4 separate regions of the Homo sapiens genome follow, and regions 1, 3 and 4 are each linked to region 2. Evidence: chromatin contacts called from ENCODE Hi-C data. All regions are on one chromosome and are shown on one strand. The core of a region is the stretch at or near the end of the contact, and the rest is flanking DNA. Distances in the headings are between cores, read along the strand shown.

Region 1 (4,715 bases), core at 1,386-3,885, 2.3 Mb before region 2:
CTCTTTCCCTTTCCCCTTTCCCCTCCTTTCCTTTCCTTTCTCTTTCTCTCTTCTCCCTTTCTCTCTTTCTTTTTTAGATTGGGTTTCACTTTGTTGCCCATTGGCACGATCACAGCTCACTGCAGTCTTGGACTCCTGAGCTTCAAGGACCCTCTTGCCTCAGCCTCCTGAGTAGCTGGGACTCCAGATACGTGCCACCATGCCCAGCTAATTTTTTATTGTTTTTAGAGATGGGGGTCTTGCTACATTGCCTACGTTAGTTAGACTCCTGGTCTCAAGTGATCTTCCCACCTTGGCTTTCTAAAGTGCTGGAATTACAGGTATGACCCACTGCACCTGGCCAAATAATGTTTACTTTAAGTAGTAGAACATAGGGAGTCAAAAGTAACAGGATGAAGATAAGGGTTATCTCCCCGAGAAATCAATTTGTTAGTTAATCAAGGGTGTCAAAATGCAATAAGCAAGATTAGTGGTAGGGTAAGAGATGCCAAGGAATCAGAAATTAATCTTGTCCTGTTGTCTTGGGTATAAACTGCCCATTTCTGCAGTAAGCAGCTTCTGGGGAAGTCCCAGGAATCTTCAGTTTGAGGTCTTCCAATAGTATGGGATGTCCGGTAGCCAGGAGAAAATGATGCATGTCTTTTTAGTTGTGTAATATGAATCCAGGGATCAATGTCTTCTAGTTTTACTCCTGGGTCAGTTGTTGATAGTACCTGACATTTTTTTTTCTTGCATTGAGGCTCAAGGGAAATTGTTTTCTAATGCTTTTTCAGAAGACCAAATCTCTAACTTCAGAAGCTGCTTAGGTGGGTGCTTTGAGAATGCAGCTTCCATCTGTTGTTGATAAAGCAGGAGTTAATCTTAGAAGTCTCCTGCAGCAATTAGTGATAACAGCTTATATTAGTAGCATCTAGTATTGGAAGTAATTCACAAATACATGAGGAAGCCTGTTATTAACTCAGAAGGAGATAACTTATGGGCCTTAGAATGGACTGACCTTATTGCCATCAAGGCAAATAGAAGTACTTTGGGCTTTGGAAGTTAGATGGAAGTTAGAGAACTTTGAAAGCTATTTTTTAGAATTCTATTAGTTCTCTTTATCTTTCCTGAAATTTGTGGATGCAAAAAGATAGCGGAGTTTCTAAAAAGGTAAAGCTTTACAGTTATTTAATATCAGTGAAATGTGTGTCCTCTTACTGGAGATAAACATTGAGATTTCACATTCAGGAATACAAAATTAATAAATTCTTTTCTACTATTACAGTAATAGGTCTCCGGCAAGGAGAACCCCTAAACCCCTTAAGAATAAATAACCCTAATGTACTCATAGTCCATTTAGAGGTGTTCAACAGAACTCCAAGACTGGGCTCCAGTTCATGTTCTACCCTTAAAGTTTTGCCAGGATTGGGTCATTGACAGGTAGGCAGGACATACATCCTTGGCAATAACCCTAAAATTGCCCCACCAACATTGGTTCAGCATCATTATCAATGTATCTCTACTATTGTGGGTAATACCATGAAGACTTTTTGCTGGACTCCACTTTAATTATGGCTATTTCCTTTGGTAACAGTGAAGCATCTCAAGATTATAATTATTATTTAAAATTTTAATTTAAAAATTTTCCCCATAGGTTATTGGGGGTACAGGTGGTGTCTGGTTACATGGCATCTTAAGATACTTTAATTTGCCATTCATTTCGTAGAGGTTCCTGAAGCGGTCAGGAAATCTTTGTTTTTAAAGCACTCCAAAGTCATTGACGAACCACCAAAACATATGTACTATCAGTATAAATATTTGCTCTGTTATCCTTTAACAGCTGGTTGGTCTAGGCCAGGGCAATTCCTACACTAACAGAGGACCTGGGATGGCATACTGAGTCAGCCACTTACTAGGTAAGAAACTTTGGGCAAATTAATTTTTTTAGCCTCAGATTCTTCATACATGAAATAGTAATACTTGTCTCACAGAACCGTGAGCATCTAATGAGTTATTGTACAATAACCAACCTATCACTAAGTCCTTCACATTGATTATTTCCTTTAATTATCACACCCATCCTATGCGATGGCCTATTATCATCGTTTTATAAACACAAAGTCACACCACTTTAAGTGGTGATGCCAGGATTCAAACTCCGATCTTTCTGATGCCAGTGCCCAGTTCTTAATCCCTCTAACAACCCGTGACACTTTTCCACGGTTAGGTTCAAGCGCCCACCATACAGCTTGACACTTTAGGAGATACTCAACCTTTAAAACTTTATAATTTGCATGTGTGATTATAACGGGTACGTCCTAGAGTTTGATCTCTTCTCTGTGCAGGGGCGAAACTCGACCCCAGCCGAGAACTACACTGTCCTTGCGCGGGGCCCTCTGCGCCCCGGAAGGCGCCCAGTCCCGGTTTATTGTGAGCTTACAGTACAGTTCGCAAGGTCCCGGCCGGTGACGGCGGCGAGGCGGCAACGTCGCCTGTAGCAAACCTCCGCCCTAAGGCGTTCCCGCCGGGCCTCGCGCGGCGTCCCTAGCAACGCGCGCGCGGTCTTCCGGCCCCGCCCAGGCGGGCGGCACTGCGCCTAAGCTGGGCCACAACCGCCAGTCAGGGCTCTCCCCTTCCCCTCCCTCCCCCCCTCCTCCTCCTCCTCTGCCGCCCAGAGCGAGACACCAACATGGAGCCCGAGGATCTGCCATGGCCGGGCGAGCTGGAGGAGGAGGAGGAGGAGGAGGAGGAGGAGGAGGAGGAAGAGGAGGAGGCTGCAGCGGCGGCGGCGGCGAACGTGGACGACGTAGTGGTCGTGGAGGAGGTGGAGGAAGAGGCGGGGCGGGAGTTGGACTCCGACTCTCACTACGGGCCCCAGCATCTGGAAAGTATAGACGACGAGGAGGACGAGGAGGCCAAGGCCTGGCTGCAGGCGCACCCCGGCAGGATTTTGCCTCCGCTGTCGCCCCCGCAGCACCGCTACTCGGAGGGCGAGCGGACCTCCCTGGAGAAGGTGAGGCGGGCCGGGGAGGGGTGTGGAGCCGCGGCGAGTTGGGGGTGGAGGCTGGGCCCCGAGCGCTCCGCCCGCCCGCAGGTCACGCCGCCTGACGGAGAAAACGCGCGCAGCTGAGGCTAGTAGGCGGCCCAGACTCCAGCCCAGGTGCCGGCCGGCTGCTCCGCGTCTCCCAGGCTTTGTGGCAAAGACTTCTCGTTTCCTCCCCCTCGGTGGGTCCTGGGCCTTTTGAACTCCCGTAGACGTTCAGGGGAGCCTGCATTCCCCGTGAGAAACGCTGAGAGAGGACCACGGGTGTGTCGAGCCTTGAAGGAGGGAAAAGGCGGTGTAGGACCGGAGCGAGTGGTTGCCTGGGGAGCATCTTGTTGGGGAGACAGTGAACAGATGAGCTTGACTGAATTGCAGGACTCCCCTGAGGGAGTAATGTGGATAATGTACACCGCGCGATCACTTAGTCTGGAGAGGCTCCCCGCGGGTTTTCCTCCCCTGGACCATCATTTGTAGCAATAAAGGGGTTCCCCAGCCGATAGGAGGGGCTTGGAATGCAGGAGGCTTGTGATGCGGCTCCAAACAGTCTGCAAAACTACAAAGCACAGATAATACACAATGGAGAAAGCCGATTTCATGGTAGACCCCCGAAGATCATTTTGAAAATAACTCTCCATTTAATTTGCTGCCCTTACCCCCCTTTTTTTAACTTACTGCTTTTCGAGGAGCAAGACCTGCCCTGCTCAGTACAGTAGCCACTGGCCACGTGTGGCTTTTTACATCTTAAAGAGAAAACTATTATAGTTTTGAGTAAGAGTTAAAAATAAATTAAATGAAAAATTCCATGCGTCTGTTCTTACCGGTTTTCAAGTGCTCAGCAGCCACACTAGGCTAGTGGCTACCATGTTGGACAGAGCAGATAATGGAACAGTTCCATCATCACAGACAGTGAAGGTGTAGAGTTTTGTCACTAATGAGCAGTAGTTGTTGTTTTGTCTGGTGAATATTCCAGGGGGTACTTAATTCATTGAACATGTATTATTAGAATTCACCATGTGCCACACATTGTGCTGGGTGCTAAGGAAAGCTTGGTGAACCCAAACATTTTTGGTCTCTGCCTTCCTTGTGTTCATGGTCTAGACAGGGAGGCAGACAGATTTCAGATGATCACATAAAGTGAAACTAATATATGTGCTAATATTCTATGAAAGCATAAAGTAAGATAATCTGGCCTTGTCAGTGAAGTTGGGAAAGCCTTCTTGAGGAGGTTATGATAGAGCTGATATCTGAAGACAGTTTAAGGTTAATCAGGCAAAGGGGAGGGAAAGAGCCGTCTAGCTGAGGGAAAAACACATGAAAAGGTACTGTTGATGAGAGAGAGCATGGCATTTTCCAGGACCCAGAAGCCAACGTGGTTTGAGCACAGACTGCAAGGCTTTGTGTGCTATGCCAAGGATTTAGGGGCTTTATCTCTGGAGCTTTGGGGAGTTGAAGAAAATATTTGAAACGAGGGGATGTATGATAAGTTAGGTGTTTCAGAAAGGTCAGGTGTATAGCAGAGTGTGGAACAGCTGTGATAGCAAGGTGGGATGGGGAGCAGTAGCCATAGGTCAAGGGCATAAATTAGGAGACCATTGCAGCATTGCCCGGCAAAAGATGATGAAAGTTTGGAATAGGGAAGTGTTGGTGGATACAGGGAAAAGTGGACTGATTTGAGAGATATTTAAGAGGCAAA
Region 2 (5,148 bases), core at 778-3,277:
AAAATATTGCTCATCTGAAATTTTGGTTGTGAGATTCCTTGTCATTTATAGAATAAATTCTTGTTCTAATCAAAGAAGCTAGAGTTAAAATAGAAGGCCCTGTCTTTCTTCACAGCATCTTGAATTCTGTGCTCAAAACATGGCCCTGTTCCTCAGGCTGATGTAACAGCTCATGTTCTTCAGGATGGCAAGTCAGAGTATAGAGGCCAAGCTGCAGAGGTTGGTTGCTTTTATGAGCATTTGACTTCTGTCAAAAGTAAACAGTAAGGCTTTAAACTGGGGAAAGGAAAGAACAGGGTATGCATTTCTGAGCCATCTTTTTTTGGTTGCTGCGTGAAGGACTGGAGGTAACCAGAGGCAAGAAGACTAATGAGAAGGCTGTTGCAGGGATCTCCAGGGATCCTGAAGAGAGAAAATATGTTGACCTAGATTGGAAATATGGATGGGAGGATGAGAAAGTATATGGATTCCTGAGATATTTGACGGTGTCAGGCATAGTTTTTGGAACTTCATCCAGGAGGAGACAGGGAGGAATCAAGAATGGCACTGAGATTTTTGGCTTAGGCAAGAGAGTGGATGCTGAAGCCATTCCTTGAGATAGCCAATACTGGGAAGGAAGTCTGGAGCTGAAAAAGATGAACTCAGTATGGATAGGCTGAATTTGAGGTAGCTTTGGGACATTAATGCAACTGGAATGACTATTATGTAGTTAAATTATCACATTACTCTAAGTGTTCAATCCTTATATAACCACTGCTGAAATAACAAATTCCAAATTTCTTTTTTTGTGTGTGTTTCTTTTTCTGTTTTTTTGAGACGGAGTTTCGCTCTTGTTGCAATGGCGCGATCTCGGCTCACTGCAACCTCTGTCTCCCAGGTTCAAGCGATTCTCCTGCCTTAGCCTCCCAAGTAGCTGGGATTACAGGAGCCTGCCACCACACCTGGATCATTTTTTTTATTTTTGGTAGAAACGGGGTTTCACTATGTTGGCCAGGCTAGTCTCAAACTCCTGACCTCAGGCGATCTGCCCGCCTCGGCCTCCCAAAATGCTGGGGTTAAAGGCGTGAGCCACTGCGCCCGGCTGTGTGTTTGTTTCTTAGAGATACGGTCTCACTATATTGCCCAGGCTGGTTTCCAACTCATGAGCTCAAGGGACCCTCCTGTCTCGGCCTCCCACAGTGCTGGGATTACAGGCATGCCTGGCCACGCCCAGTCATTTTCCAAATTTCTTAACAAGACTTACAATTTACCTTTTCCAGCTTTACTTCTCCCACCTATCCATACCCACAGTTGCCCAGCCCAAATTCATTTGGGTTCCTCAAAGGGTTAATGCTTTGTGTAGTCTCAAGGACTATGGGCCAGCAGTTCTGTCAGGAACTATTCTATTCTCTTTTCTGTGCATTCAGCAAAGAATTAGAAAAATTAGCTGGGCGTGATGGTGCGAGACTGTAGTCTTGGCTACTCGGGAGGCTGAGGTGAGAGGATCTCCTGACATCAGGAGTTGGAGGCTGCAGAGCCATGATCGCGCCACTGCACTCCAGCCTGGGTAACAGAGGAAGACCTTGTCTCAACAAAACAAAAGATGTTAGTGAGGGCCCAGGTAGGTGCTAGGTGCTGGGATAACATGGTGAGCAAAAAGAAGACTTTATCCCTTCCCTTGCCTCATTATAGTATAATGGCAGATTTAAATACTAATCTAATAATTACACAAGAAAGAATTGCAAATGAGATCAGAGCTGCCAATCGAAGGCACCCAGTGGGAAAGACGGCCTACAATGGGATTTTCGCATAGCGAAAGCTTGTCTGAGAAGATAGAGTGGATTCATAGGGGGAGGAAAAAGCTTTCTAGGCTGGGAGAACACCCCTGTGGAGGGGTGTAACTTGGCGCATTACGAGGAACTAGAGAAACGTGCACTTTTCCTAAGACATCAGGAAAGGAGCGAGGAGAGACTTATCCATTTTGTCCCATAGCAGCCGCCATATGGTGGCAGACAGCAACAACCTCGTCGCACTGATTACTGGGAGCTGTAGTCTTGACGTGAGCTAGCTGGCATGGCGGCCTGCATTGCAGCGGGGCACTGGGCTGCAATGGGCCTAGGCCGGAGTTTCCAAGCCGCCAGGACTCTGCTCCCCCCGCCGGCCTCTATCGCCTGCAGTAAGTGGAGCCGGACTTGCGAGCTGGGGCGCGTTAGGGGCCCAGGGTCAGGATGGGGGAGGCGAACCTGGAGATCAGAGGCAACCCCAGCGTTGGTCCCCCGTGGGACGCCGGGTTGGGGGAGATTGCGGGGCTCTGCGGGATCTCAGGGTTGGCACGAGAGTTCTGACCTCCGTCGTCCGCTCCCGCAGGGGTCCACGCGGGGCCTGTCCGGCAGCAGAGCACTGGGCCTTCCGAGCCCGGTGCGTTCCAACCGCCGCCGAAACCGGTCATCGTGGACAAGCACCGCCCCGTGGAACCGGAACGCAGGTGAGGCACTGCCCTGGCGCTAGGCCGGCAACTGGGGTCGGTGCGCGCGTGAGCGCGTTCGCGTTCGAGGTCCCGGCTCTAAGGTGGGGGCTGCACCTCCCCCTGCACGAGCAGGTGTGTAGGATTCAAGAGCCAGCGCACCACACTGTTCTTTCTTTCTCACTTCTCCCCAAGCCAGCATTGAACTTCTTTGCAGTTTTATTGAGTCAGAACTTCAAGTAGGGGTTCCCCATATTTTAAACTCTTTTCTCTGTGGTATTTGTCCTGTACCAGAGTTTTTCTCTGAGGTATATCCTGTTTATACCTGTTTACGTCCAAGAGCTCTTCTTTTCTCTCAAAAGACCCTTAACCCTGGATAGGAATCGATTGGCCAACTTAAAAAATTTGCTATGGTTTAGGTTGGAAGTTTTGGCAGACAAAGCACAGTAAAACTGGCCACTAAATTGTGTCTGAAACTTACTCATCAAAATAGTGTGAATAAAAACTTATATGAATGGTGGTAATCTTGGAGGTACATGTAAATTTAAAGGACTTAAGGTCTGAAAAGAGAGCTATGTAGCAACCTTTTTAAAAAGCCAGTTTTCAGAGGAAAAACCTGATATGATTATAGGCTTTTTGAAAGGGCTGTAGATTATTGATTGGATTACTTCTGGGATTTTTAATTTTTTTATTTTTTAAATTTTTTTTAGACAGAGTCTCTCTCAGTCTCCCAGGCTGGAGTGCAGTGGTGATTTTAGCTCACTGCAGCCTCAAATTTCTGGGCTCAAGTGATCCTCCCGCCTCAGGCTCCAGAGTAGCTGGAACTACTGGTACCACGCCTGGCTTTTTTTTTTCTTTTCTTTTTTTAACATTTAAAATATTCCACGGATTTAAATAGAAGTAAACTTGGAGTTAGAGAACTAAGAGATTCAGAAAATATTTCTTCATAAAACTTTGCTTTTGAGGGTAGAAATGGAATATCTCTTTTAAACAGTGGCATTTAATAGAATTCACTTAAATAGGAATGTAAATTATATGCTCTAGAGAACAATTTGACAGAATTTACTAAGTTTAAGTTGTGTATACCTTCTCACTCAGAAAGCACACAACTTAAACTCCTAACGTGTATGTACAAGGAGACAAGCACGAGAATGAATGTAACAGTATTTTTTGTAACAAAATTTAGAGGCAGCCTAGATATCCATCAGTAGGTGAACAGGCAAATACATTCATATGACAGAATATTGTATAGCAGTGAAAAATGAGTGAATTAGAGCTCACTTTTAAACATGGAAGATTTTCACAAATCTGTGTGTAAAAAAAACCTTTAGAATCATTAATGTAGTAGGATGCTATTTTTATGAAGTTTTAAAACTATAGGCCGGGTGCGGTGGCTCACGACTGTTATCCCAGCACTTTGGGAGGCCGAGGAGGGCAGATCACGAAGTCAGGAGTTCGAGACCAGCCTGGCCAACATGGCGAAACCCCCATTTCTACTAAAAGTACAAAAAAAAAAAAAAATTAGCCAGGTGTGGTGGCATGTGCCTATAATCCCAGTTACTCGAGAGGCTGAGGCAGAAGAATTGCTTGAACACAGGATGCCGAGGTTGCAGTGAGCCGAGATCGTGCCACTGCACTCCAGCCTGGGCGATAGAGCAAGACTCTGTCTCAGAAAAAAACAAAAACAAAATTATACGAAACAATATATGTTGCCCAGACATACATGCATATGAAAAGTAAAAAGAAATGTAAGGGGGGCCTTCTGAAACTTTGCCAAACAGTCAAACCTAACTTTACCAGTATTGGTACCAGTTGATATTATGTGTCTCCTGATGTGACAGAATAAGTTGTTCACATCATCTCCCTGTAATATTCTTACTAAAATTATTTAACCTTAGTCTAGGCATGTGGAAACAATCCAGAATCCAGAGATGAGATAGTAGGCCTTGACTGTTCAAAAAAGTTAATGTTATAAAAATACAAAGTTGGAAAAAAGTCCTAGTCTGAGAGACTAATGACCAAATATGTGTGAAGCTTGATTGTATTTTGAATTGGGCAACGAATAGATGTAAAATACCTTCCCAGGATAATGACATACATTTGAGTATGAACTCTGTATTAGACCAAGCTTGTCCAACCCACAGCCCAGGACAGCTTTAAATGTGGCCCAACACAAATCTGTAAACTTTCTTAAAACATATGAGATTTTTTTTGTGCCTTTTTTTTTTAAGCTTACCAGCTATTGTTGGTGTCTTTTATGTGTGGCTCAAGATAATTCCTCCAGTGTGTCCCAGGGAAGCCAGATGATTGGATACCTTTGTATTAGATTATGTTATCAAATTAATGCTGACTTTTATAGGTGTCAGAAGGGTATCGTGATAATATAGGAGCAAGTCCTTATTCTTAGCATAAGCCTTCTAAATTATTGAGGGATGAAATGCCTTGCTGTTCCATTTTTTTGAGACAGAGCCTTGCTTTGTCATCCAGGCTGGAGTGCAGTGGCATGATCTTGGCTCTGCAACTCCTACTCCTGGGCCCCTCCCTACTCAGTCTCCCAAGTGGCTGGGACTACAGGTGCCCGCCACCATGCCTGGCTATTTTAAAAATTTTTTTGTTGTAGAATGAGGTCTCACTATGTTGCCTAGGCTGGTCTGGAACTCCTGGGCTCAAACGATCTACCCTCCTCGGCCTCCCAAGTGTTGGGA
Region 3 (4,901 bases), core at 1,922-4,421, 2.6 Mb before region 2:
AGTTGGTCCACCTCCCCAGTCACAACCTTACAAGTCAATTTAATTCAAGTCCGCAAAGCCCTACTGAATTGTCTCCAGGATATTCATGTATATAACAAATCTTCATTAAGCACCTCTTAACTGCCAGGCACTGTGCTGAGCCTTGGAGAGTCAACAGGGAGTAAAGACAGGCACAGCCCCCACTTCTGCAAAGTCCATAGTCAACAGAGAGACACAGATGGCAAAGAAATACTCATCACAAATCAATGTATACACCGAGAAAGGTACTTTGCAGTAAGCGAACACTCAAAAATCCAACCTGGGAGTGCAGGAGGCTTCTCCAAGAAAGTGATGCTTCATGGATACACCAGGGATGAGGAAGAATGGGAACAAGAGTTGGGGGTAGAGGAAGAGGTGATGTTCCAAGCAGATGGCCCAGTGGTGGGAGGGAACGTGGTGGGTTCAGAGGCTGAAAAGCAGCCAGTGTGATGTGAAGGAGGGTGCGAAGTGTGGGTGGGTGGGTGGTGGGATTCAAGGAAGAAGTAGTCAGTGGGGTGGGCCATGCATACTTTGGGGGCCCCTTCAGAAGTGAGGTCTTTATCTCAGAAGCAGGGGAAGCCATTGGAGGGTATTTAAATCTACAAGGGCGTAGGGAGTCCCTTGATCAGATCTGCACTGTTGGGACTCTGACTTGCAGAAAGAGGAAGGACTGGAAGAGGGCCAGAGTGGAAGCAGGGAGACCTGTTGTGAGGCTACTGCAGTGACCCAGGAAATAGACGATGGGGGCTTGGTCTAGGATTCTGGCAGTAGAGATGGGTGGACTTGAGAGCTGTGTAAGAGGTAAGATCACTGGGCCTCTGGTTGCATTTAAAGGGTGAGGGAGAAGAAGGAAAGAACACAGGCGGCTCCCAGGTTTCTGGCTGCATTGATTGGGTGGCAAGTTGGGCTGTTTGCAGAGCCAGGGAGCCATGCGGGAGGAGCAGATATGGAGGAAAGAGAAGATCCTTAACATGGATGAATCACATGCAACGTGCTTTATGCAGGCCACTATGCTGGAGGAGGGGAGCTTCAAAAGTGCATACAACAAACACTTTTACTGCCTTCAAGAGCAGTGCCAAAAAGAAGTACCGCTATGGCTGCAGGAACAGGGTAGCCTAAAATGTTTATCTATGGCTCTAGAGCAGTGCTCACAGCACAGGGCTCAGTCATATAAGCCACTAAGACGTATTTGATAAATGTCTGTTAGGTCACTGAATGTCCCTAGTGCCACATACAGATAACAGACACCAGGACAAAAAGAAAAAGAAAAAAAAAAAGGAAACACAAATCTTTTACTCGGCACATTACTATATGCCTAACCTGTCTCCATCAGGGTAAGACAGAGGCAGAGAAGGGCAAGATCAGCCCCTTCTTGCAAAAGGCCTACAGGGGGTTTGAGGAAACCAAGTCGTCACACAGCAAACATTTAGAAGACCACAGGGCAGACTGTATGGAGAGCTATGAGGATCTGACTCAGGTGGCCAAAGAGATGTGCAGGAGGAAGCCTGCGATCTGATGGGACCAGAGAAGAAGGGAGCAAGTGTTTGCCAGAGAGGCAGGCCCGACTGAGCCTTTAAGAACGAGCAGAATGGGGGTGGGAGCGGGGACAGGCAATGTAATAAGGTCACTCAAGTCCAGGCAGGGACACCCCGACACTCTCGCCCTAGATGGCCTCCTACACTGGAAGGAAGATGCCAGTCTCGCCTCGGATACCTACATGCTGAGATGGCCTACTTTTAAAAGGAATTAAAGTCCTGTTAAGAAACACTGGGGACATTTTTTTCAGACGGCTCAGGAGCCAAGTTCCCTAATTATCAGCAAAGCTCGGGGCACCCCCTTGCTGGAACCAGTCCCCTTCCACCACAACAACAAAAAAAGAAAAAAAAAGCCACCGCACCGACCTTAGCACAATTTCCTTTCTTCCTTCAAAGTTCTTTTCTGGCCGCCTCGGCTGCCGCCCACCCCTGGCAAGCCCCGGTTCACTTCAGCGGTCTCTCTGCCTGTTTCCTAATAAATTCCGTCTCATTGGTGCGGGAGGCGCGGGAGCCCGAGGGTCTGCGGCGCGGGAGCGGCCCCTCCCCGGCTCCGGTCTCCGGGCCCAACCAGGCGCCCGGGCTCCGCGTTCCACCCCCGCCTCCGCAGTCTAGGGCCGAGTCGGCGACGCCCCAGAGGAGGTCCCGGAGGGAAAGGACCCCTGTCGCCGTGCCCCGAAGAGCCTGAGCGGGTGTGCCCAGAGCCAGTCCCCGGCGGCGCGGGGGCCCGGGCGCGGGAGACCCTCCGCGGAGAACACAGCGAGGAAGAGGCTGGGGGGGGGTTCCCAGGCGGCAGCCCCTCGGAGGGACGACGGCCCCAGGGGATGACACAGCGTTTCCCCCGCACGCCCTGGCTGCGTCCCCTCAGGGCATCGGCCGGCTTGCTGCGTCAGCGAATCCTCAGCCCGAGATGGAGAGCAGGGACGGGGGACGCCGGACCGCCGCTCGCCTCGGCACTCGCCCCCTCAACCTGCTGCGCGCGCCGAGCCCGGCTTGGGGGCCAGGGCTGGGGAGTGACCGCGGGGCGCGACGCTGCCCGGCGGCACCGCCAGCAGCTCGAAAGGAACGTCAGTCCCCACCGGGGGAAAAAGTTAGAAGGCATCCCGGCCACGCCAACTTCCCATCCAGGGCCAGACTAGAACTTTGCGTCCCGGGCGGGCAGCTGCACAACCCGGAGCGACCCTGAGCAGCCGCTCGAAGCCGGGCGCTCGGGACCTTGACCGCAGCCGCCGGTGGCCAATCACAGGGCGCCGCGGGCGGGAAAGGCTAGAGGGCGCGGGCAGTCGGGGAGTGACGGCGCCAAGGGCCAATAGGAAGCCAAGATGGGAGTCCGCGCCCGCCCCGTTGACCAATGGGAAAAGGGTGACTGTGACCGAGGTTCCCCCCCTGGCGCTAGCTGCAGGCTCCGCTGGCCGCGGGTGGGAGACCCTTGGGCGGAAGGGGACTTTGGAGGGGAGTTTGCTCGTCCTCTCTTTGCCACCCGCCGGCCCGCAGACCACAGCCCGGTCCTCACCTGCTGGAAGCGGGGTTTGCCCAGTTGGAAAGGAGGTGCATCGCTCGAGGCGCTAGCGGCACTAGCCGCCGCCGCCGATGCTGTAGTCGCTGTATCCGCCATGGCCACTGACGCCCGCAATCTCCGGCCCTTTTAAAATGTCCCTCCTCGGCCCCCGCCACAGCTGCCTCTCCCGATTGGCCCTAATCAACCGCAGCGAGCGGGAGGCGCAAGGCGTTGTGGGGAGTGTAGTTTTTCGCGTCGCGGCGCTTACAACCGTAGACTGCGGAGAGTTGCGGCCGTCCGGAGAGGTCTCGGTGCCCGCTGTCCGCGTTGCAAGGTGCAAGGTCGGCAGTCCAGGAAAGGTGTTCCTGTACGACGACCACGGGCCACCCCTCGCTGCTTAGTTGCCCCCAGAAGTTAGAGTTGCTGCCGTGGGCGTCGCTCCTGGGGCCAGGCAGCGCAGAAGGGTCCCATTCAAGGGGGAACCTGGGACCAGATGGGCAAAGACTCCAGGCGGAGTAGGGTTAACCTCGGAAGGCTTTCTCCAAGGAGTTGCACTGCGGACCTTCTCGTACTTTCCTCCGTCGCCACCCTGCCCACTCGTCCTGTGCTCTCCGGCTGCCCTGACACTCAGTTCCTGGAGCATGCTGGGGCCTGCCCGCCTCCCGACCCCTGAACATTCTGTACCCGGAAGACTAAATCTTCGCCTGATGCTGGCTTTCTGGCTTTAGCCTAAACATTGCATTTCCCAGTCCATCACTCTGCTTGCACAAAATCCCACAGAGGCTCCGTGGCACCCAGCACTTCTCTTTTGCACTCACAACTACTTACTGTTCTGGACAGTCTTTCTTACTGTAAAGTTCACAGGGCAGGGGCTATGACTTTTTGATTCACTTCAGTTTTCAGAGCCAGACATAAAAGGGCTCACAGTAGAGACTCAAATAAGTGTTGGCTGTGAGTTCATCAGTGGGGGATTAAGAGCCCTGGCAGCTTTCACCTTGTCTGGCCAACCAAGGAAGATCCCTCCTGGGCCTAATTCCTGGGCAGGAGGAGAACTTGGGACTAGGGTGGGTGGGGAGGGTGTTAGGTAAGGGGGAGTATTACAGATTGTGGAGTAAGGATCAGTATGGATAATAAACACATACAGTTGTAGAATGGATTAGCTGAAGATTCCCAGCTGAATTACCTGGTCAGTGAGCCAGACTTCGGGAGCTGCCTGTTTTGCCCAAGATGACAGTAGAAATATTTGGTCTTCTAGGGAACTCCACTTTGGGTCTCATTAGTCTCGTGGTGGAGTGCAGGGTTGGCTCATGTCTGCCAGTGTTTCTGGACACTACATGAGCTGTAGCAGTCAAAGTTTTTCATCCTCTAGTAGTTGAACCACAAGAAACACTTTTCATAAAGCTAGGGGGAGATTCTAGCTAGCCACGAAGAACAATTTGTATCTTGGATTTGTATCTTATCTTAGAGATTCTATCTAGCCATGAAGAACTATTTGTATCTTGGATTTGTATCTTATCTTCCCCTGCTAGACCATGCAACTTGAGAATAGGAATCCATTTCTTACCCTCTGTATTACCAATAAATGGGCCCATCTTAGGTGCGCAATAAATGTGGGTACCCTGGGAGTCAGAAAAGACTAAGTTCAGGCTGCTGGGCAACACTGTGCTGCTGCCCCCTTATAAGGGGCAGGGACAGTGTCATCCAAGAATCCCATCACCTTGATTTAAGGTGCTTTCTCCCACAGCAGCCTCCTGTAACTGTTCATTCCAAAACAGGAACACAACAGAGCCACCTGCAGTACATGAATGTTTTATTCTTCATAAAGTGCTTAAAACATGAAGAACAAGCTCTTT
Region 4 (4,644 bases), core at 545-3,044, 2.4 Mb before region 2:
TTTTGTCATAAACTCTGCTGTGTTTTCACAGGACAGTTATAATTTCCCCCTTTCATGACTCTGACTCATGGCTCCTTTTTCTTCTCAAGAATGTGCTCGATTTCTCTGAAAGAAGCCTGCTGCCAGGATTTGCAGAGCTGATTTCTGTAGCACAGACCATTCAGATTCTAGAATGGCTCTTGGGGACTGAGCTGAGGGATGGAAGGAAGCCTGCCCTGCCACCTGGTGGTGAGTGAGGGCACGGCCCCCAGCTGCTCTCGGGTAGGTTTGCCCCCAAGTACGTGGACTATTCGCTCCCTGACACCGGGCTGCAGGCTTGAGGGGACCCAGGGTCGGTTTCAAGAGCCTCTTCTCTGGCCCTGCCAACTATCTATCTCCCCCAAGTCCGTGGACTATTCGCTCCTTGACACCAGGTTGCAAGCTTGAGGAGAGGCAGGGTCAGTTTCAAGAACCTTTCTCTGTCCCTGCCAACTATCTATCTATCTATAATTATTTGATAGATAATTGTGGCTTGATCACGGCTCATTGCAGTCTAGACCTCCCCAGGTTCAGGTGATCCTCCCACGCATCACCACGCCCGGCAAATTTTTCTATTTTTTGGAGAGACAAGGTCTCACTACGTTGCCCAGTCTGTTCTTGAGCCCGGGAGCTGGAGGCTGCCGTGAGCCGAGATCGCCCCATGCCAGTATGGGCGACAAAGCGAGACCCTGTCTCAAACAAAACTCACAAAATCAGGGGACAAGGAAACAAAACAAGGCTTGATAGTCAGGCCTAGCTGTGGGGACAAATGCCATAGGTCTGTGGTTTGCAGCTTCTTGGGGTCCTGAGAGAACAGGCCCCTCCCCCTTTTCACGACAGTGTGTGCATATGCACACTCACTTCTGTATCCAGTTTCAGAGGTTCTCAGATCTGAGGTCCCCTATGGACTCCTCCGCTACCCCCGGTTGCAAGGTCCCTAAGCCATTGAAGAATCTGACAGAGGCACAAGTCCACCCTGACCTTTGGCAGGACTGTTCTGCTGCCAGAGGGATTACCGAGAAAGGAAATCTTGTCCTGGACTCTTCAAGTGGGGTGAGTGAGCTCCGGGGTATAAGCTAGTCCTTCCCTTCAGGCTGAGAGCTAGACAGGATAGGAGTAAGTTGGCCTTCTGCTGTCCCACTCTAGGGCTGGGTCCAAAGAGCGCTTTACTCAGTGAAGACAGGCCACTGTGTGGACAGAGACAACATACATAGAAACATGCATCGGAGGCCGGGCGAGGTGGCTCACGCCTGTAATCCCAACACTTTAGGAGGTCGAGGCGGGCGGATCACTTGAGGTCAGGAGTTCGAGACCAGCCTGGCCAACATGGTGAAACCCCTAAAAATACAAAAATTAGCTGGGCTTAGTGGCGCACGCCTGTACGCCCAGCTACTCGGGAGGCTGAGGCAGGAGAATGAATCACTTGAACCTGGGAGGCAGAGGTTGCACTGAGCCGAGATCGCGCCACTGCACACCAGCCTGGGCGACAGAGTGAGACTATCTCAAAAAAAAAAAACCACAACAAAACATGCAACGGACTCAAAGATACACACATCAAAACTGTACGCGCACACAGACTCTGATACAGAGGTACAGACACAAAAAGGCACCGATGTAAAAGCACAAAGGCAGGCCCAGTTACACTCCCGTCAACAAACCACGGAACCTAAATTCAGACTTGGTGGAGCCCAAAACCTCGCAGCCTCAGGGGCACTCTCGCCGGGGGCGGGACCAGAAGGGGGTGTGGCCTCTCAGGTCGAGGCGGGGTTAAGGGTCATAAGGCGGAGGCGCGCCCAAGATGGCGGCCTCCATGTGCGACGTGTTCTCCTTCTGCGTGGGCGTGGCGGGCCGCGCGCGGGTCTCCGTGGAAGTCCGTTTCGTGAGCAGCGCCAAGGTGAGGTCGGGGCGGGTCCTGCCGGGAGCCTCTCCCCAGTCCGGCCATGGAGACAGCCCGGCCGGACTCCATGCCCGGAGCCCAGAGGCTTCTGTGCCGCTCGGACGCTACGGCCCTGCCCCTGCTCGCGGCCCGGGGGCTCCCAGTCTGTCCCTGCGCGCAGGCTCGTGGCGCGGTCACGCGATAGACCCGGGCCTCCGGAGTCTCCGTGCGCATTTCCTCCCAGCGGAATTCGGCCAGCCCGCGGGAGGCCCTTCTGTGGCTGCTCGGGGCGGGGCTAGGGGGCTTTGCTGCTGTATCCCTGGAACGGTGGGCGGGGATGTGCCGGGCAGAGAGAACTGAGGTGTAAAAGAGGGAGTCCTCACGAACTTCATGTGTGAGATTTGGGTGAGGGGATGAGGAGAGAGGCCAAGATCCTTCACGAGGGTCCTTGGAGTGCTGAGGAATTTGGACCAGAGTCCAAAGGCCGTGGGGGCATTGGGAGAGTTTTTAGCAGGAAGGTGACGTGATTTTGTCGTTTTTATTGTGTTCCAAAAGTTCATTGTAGAAAAAAATACAAAATGCATGTAAGGAAAGAAAATACAAAAATCACCCATACTTCTATACTTGTGCAAAGATGAGTACGTTAAAATTACATTTTTAGAAACTGCTTTTTGATGCAGCAGTGAATCTTTCAATATCAAGCCTATTTCTACATATTAAGTTTTAAGAGCTGAGTAGTAGCTTCTTCCGTGAGAGGGTCACAGTTCACTCAACCAACCCCTTATTAATGGACCCTTTATTGTTGTATGGTATTTTTCATCCCCAGAGTCAAAAGTCTTAGAGCTCATTTTCTGTGCAAACATCCTCTTGTTTTGTCCAGCAGTATTTTTTTCCTAGTTATCTTTGCCTATTGATATGTGTAAAATTATATTTGTTCTCATTTACGTTTCTTTGGTTACTAGTGAGGTTGAATAATTTATCCTGTGTAGTGGCTGTGTGTATGGTTGGTTCTTGCCCAAGACGTAAGACCTCTAGTTGTCTGTTGTCTGCTCTCAGCGTCATCATATTGATCTAGTTTTCCAGCTCAACCTTCCGTGCCCCCTTTCTGCTCTAGAGGTATCTGGAGCAGTTTGCTCCTTCCCTGGTAAATCAGCTTCCCTACATCCCTGGTCTCCTTACCTGTTCCTATCTCCATCTCCATAGTCTCTAGTGCTCCTGGGTGGCCACAGTTTGAAGGCCTCTCAGTTCCATCATTCTTGGTTTGCAGTGATATTCTTCACCTTTTTCTTCATTAGCCCCCAGTCTCTCAGCCCCTTCCTTTCTTCATTTCTTCCCTCTCGCTTCTTCACTTCAGCCACTCTCCTTGCACAGTTTTCCTGTCCCAGGCTTCTATCAAGGCCCTAGCTGATTGCCCTCTCCTTGCCTACATCTGATCTGCTGCTGGAGAAAATAACATACCTGCCTGGACTTGGTAACAGCATGGATTATCCTGGGCTTTTTGCTTCTCTATTCAAATGAGATTGGTTTGTGATTTTTTTCTCTGTGTTATTTTCCTCAAGTTGCCACATGAGGGTTATACTTGTTTTTTTTTGGTAAAACAGAAATGCTTTCTGTCATTACATTGTTTAAATAGCATGAGCATTATTTATTCTTTAAAGGTTTGAGAGAATTGGGTCATGAAACTATATAGACCAGGGGCCTCAAGTGGGAGTAGTTTTTGACTACTGTTTATTGCTTCTGTGGATAGGAATGACTTTTCAAAAATTTATCAACTATTATGCCAGAGACATGACCAGTCAGAACAGAAACCTCACCAGGTCCAGTGGAAGCCAGCTGGATTACCATACTGGTGCACTAGCCGGATAGCAGCATGGCTTATTGTGGGCTTTCTTCTTTTAATCAAGATTTTAAAATCTACTACATAGTCTGCCCGGGCATGGTGGCTCATTCCTTTAATTCCAGCGCTTTCGGAGGCCAAGGTGGGCTGATCACTTGAGATCAGGAGTTCAAGACCAGTCTGGCCAACATGGTGAAACCCTGTCTCTACTAAAAATACAAAAATTAGGCCTGGCGTGGTGGCTCACACCTGTAATCCCAGCACTTTGGGAGGCCGAGAGGGGCGGATCACTTGAACTTGATGTCAGGAGTTCGAGACCAGCCTGACCAACATGGTGAAACCCCATCTGTACTAAAAATACAAAAATTAGTCGGGCGTGGTGGTGCACACCTGTAATCCCAGCTACCTGAGGGCCAGGCACGAGAATTGCTTGAACCCAGGAGGCAGAAGTTGCAGTGAGCTGAGGTCGTGCTACTGCACTCCAGCCTGGGCGACAGAGGGAGACTCCATCTCAACAACAACAACAAAAATCTATTACATAGTCTTAAGAGTTTTGCACTATTTTTTTTTATAGAGATGGGGTCTTGCTGTGTTGCCCAGGCTGGTCTCAAACTCCTGGGCTCAAGCGATCCTTCATCCTTGCTTCCCAAAGTGCTAGATTTACAGTGTGAGCCACCATACCCGGCCTGCACGATTTTTTCTTAAAACTTTTTTTTCAAATTGGAAGTATGTATGGTTTGTCCCCTTTCCATTCAGGTTCAGTGCTCTCCAACCTTCTTTTTTTTTTTGAGATGGAGTCTTACTCTGTTGCCCAGGCTATAGTGCAGTAGTACAATCTTGGCTCACTGCAACCTCCGCCTCCTGGGTTCAAGCGATTCTCCTGCCTCAGCCTTCCGAGTAGCTGGGACTACAG

The links. Hi-C counts contacts between places; a loop is a spot of excess contacts on that map. Pooled maps may share reads with other maps.
Region 1: a pooled map shows a loop between it and region 2 (12-fold over the local background). The contact joins the promoter of ALMS1 here to the promoter of MRPL19 in region 2. A Hi-C loop is called at or near these places in 6 of 50 pooled maps.
Region 3: a map of naive thymus-derived CD4-positive, alpha-beta T cell shows a loop between it and region 2 (12-fold over the local background). The contact joins the promoter of SFXN5 here to the promoter of MRPL19 in region 2. A Hi-C loop is called at or near these places in 1 of 168 maps with a recorded cell type or tissue (naive thymus-derived CD4-positive, alpha-beta T cell), 1 of 37 single-sample maps with no recorded cell type and 8 of 50 pooled maps.
Region 4: a pooled map shows a loop between it and region 2 (5-fold over the local background). The contact joins the promoter of SMYD5 here to the promoter of MRPL19 in region 2. A Hi-C loop is called at or near these places in 5 of 50 pooled maps.

What each region holds. Positions count from the first base shown.
Region 1 is chr2:73,383,201-73,387,915 of GRCh38, forward strand. ALMS1 (ALMS1 centrosome and basal body associated protein) reads left to right here and starts at 2,636. Exons shown (of 23, transcript NM_001378454.1): 1 at 2,636-2,992. The coding sequence starts at 2,669. It overlaps LOC105374804 (a long non-coding RNA gene), which reads right to left and starts at 2,481. Exons shown (of 4, transcript XR_007087053.1): 1 at 2,253-2,481. RefSeq lists enhancers at 2,395-3,144, 3,185-3,424 and silencers at 2,395-2,794, 2,955-3,124.
Region 2 is chr2:75,644,756-75,649,903 of GRCh38, forward strand. MRPL19 (mitochondrial ribosomal protein L19) reads left to right here and starts at 2,028. Exons shown (of 6, transcript NM_014763.4): 1 at 2,028-2,155; 2 at 2,347-2,464. The coding sequence starts at 2,053. RefSeq lists enhancers at 1,828-2,122, 1,958-2,257.
Region 3 is chr2:73,068,541-73,073,441 of GRCh38, forward strand. It overlaps SFXN5 (sideroflexin 5), which reads right to left and starts at 3,172. Exons shown (of 14, transcript NM_144579.3): 1 at 3,064-3,172. The coding sequence starts at 3,165. RAB11FIP5 (RAB11 family interacting protein 5) reads right to left here. Exons shown (of 6, transcript NM_001371272.1): 6 at 4,842-4,901. RefSeq lists a silencer at 2,111-2,900 and enhancers at 3,041-3,090, 3,291-3,770.
Region 4 is chr2:73,212,451-73,217,094 of GRCh38, forward strand. SMYD5 (SMYD family member 5) reads left to right here and starts at 1,795. Exons shown (of 13, transcript NM_006062.3): 1 at 1,795-1,912. The coding sequence starts at 1,817. NOTO (notochord homeobox) reads left to right here. Exons shown (of 3, transcript NM_001134462.2): 3 at 1-63. RefSeq lists a silencer at 259-328 and enhancers at 1,651-1,945, 1,733-1,972.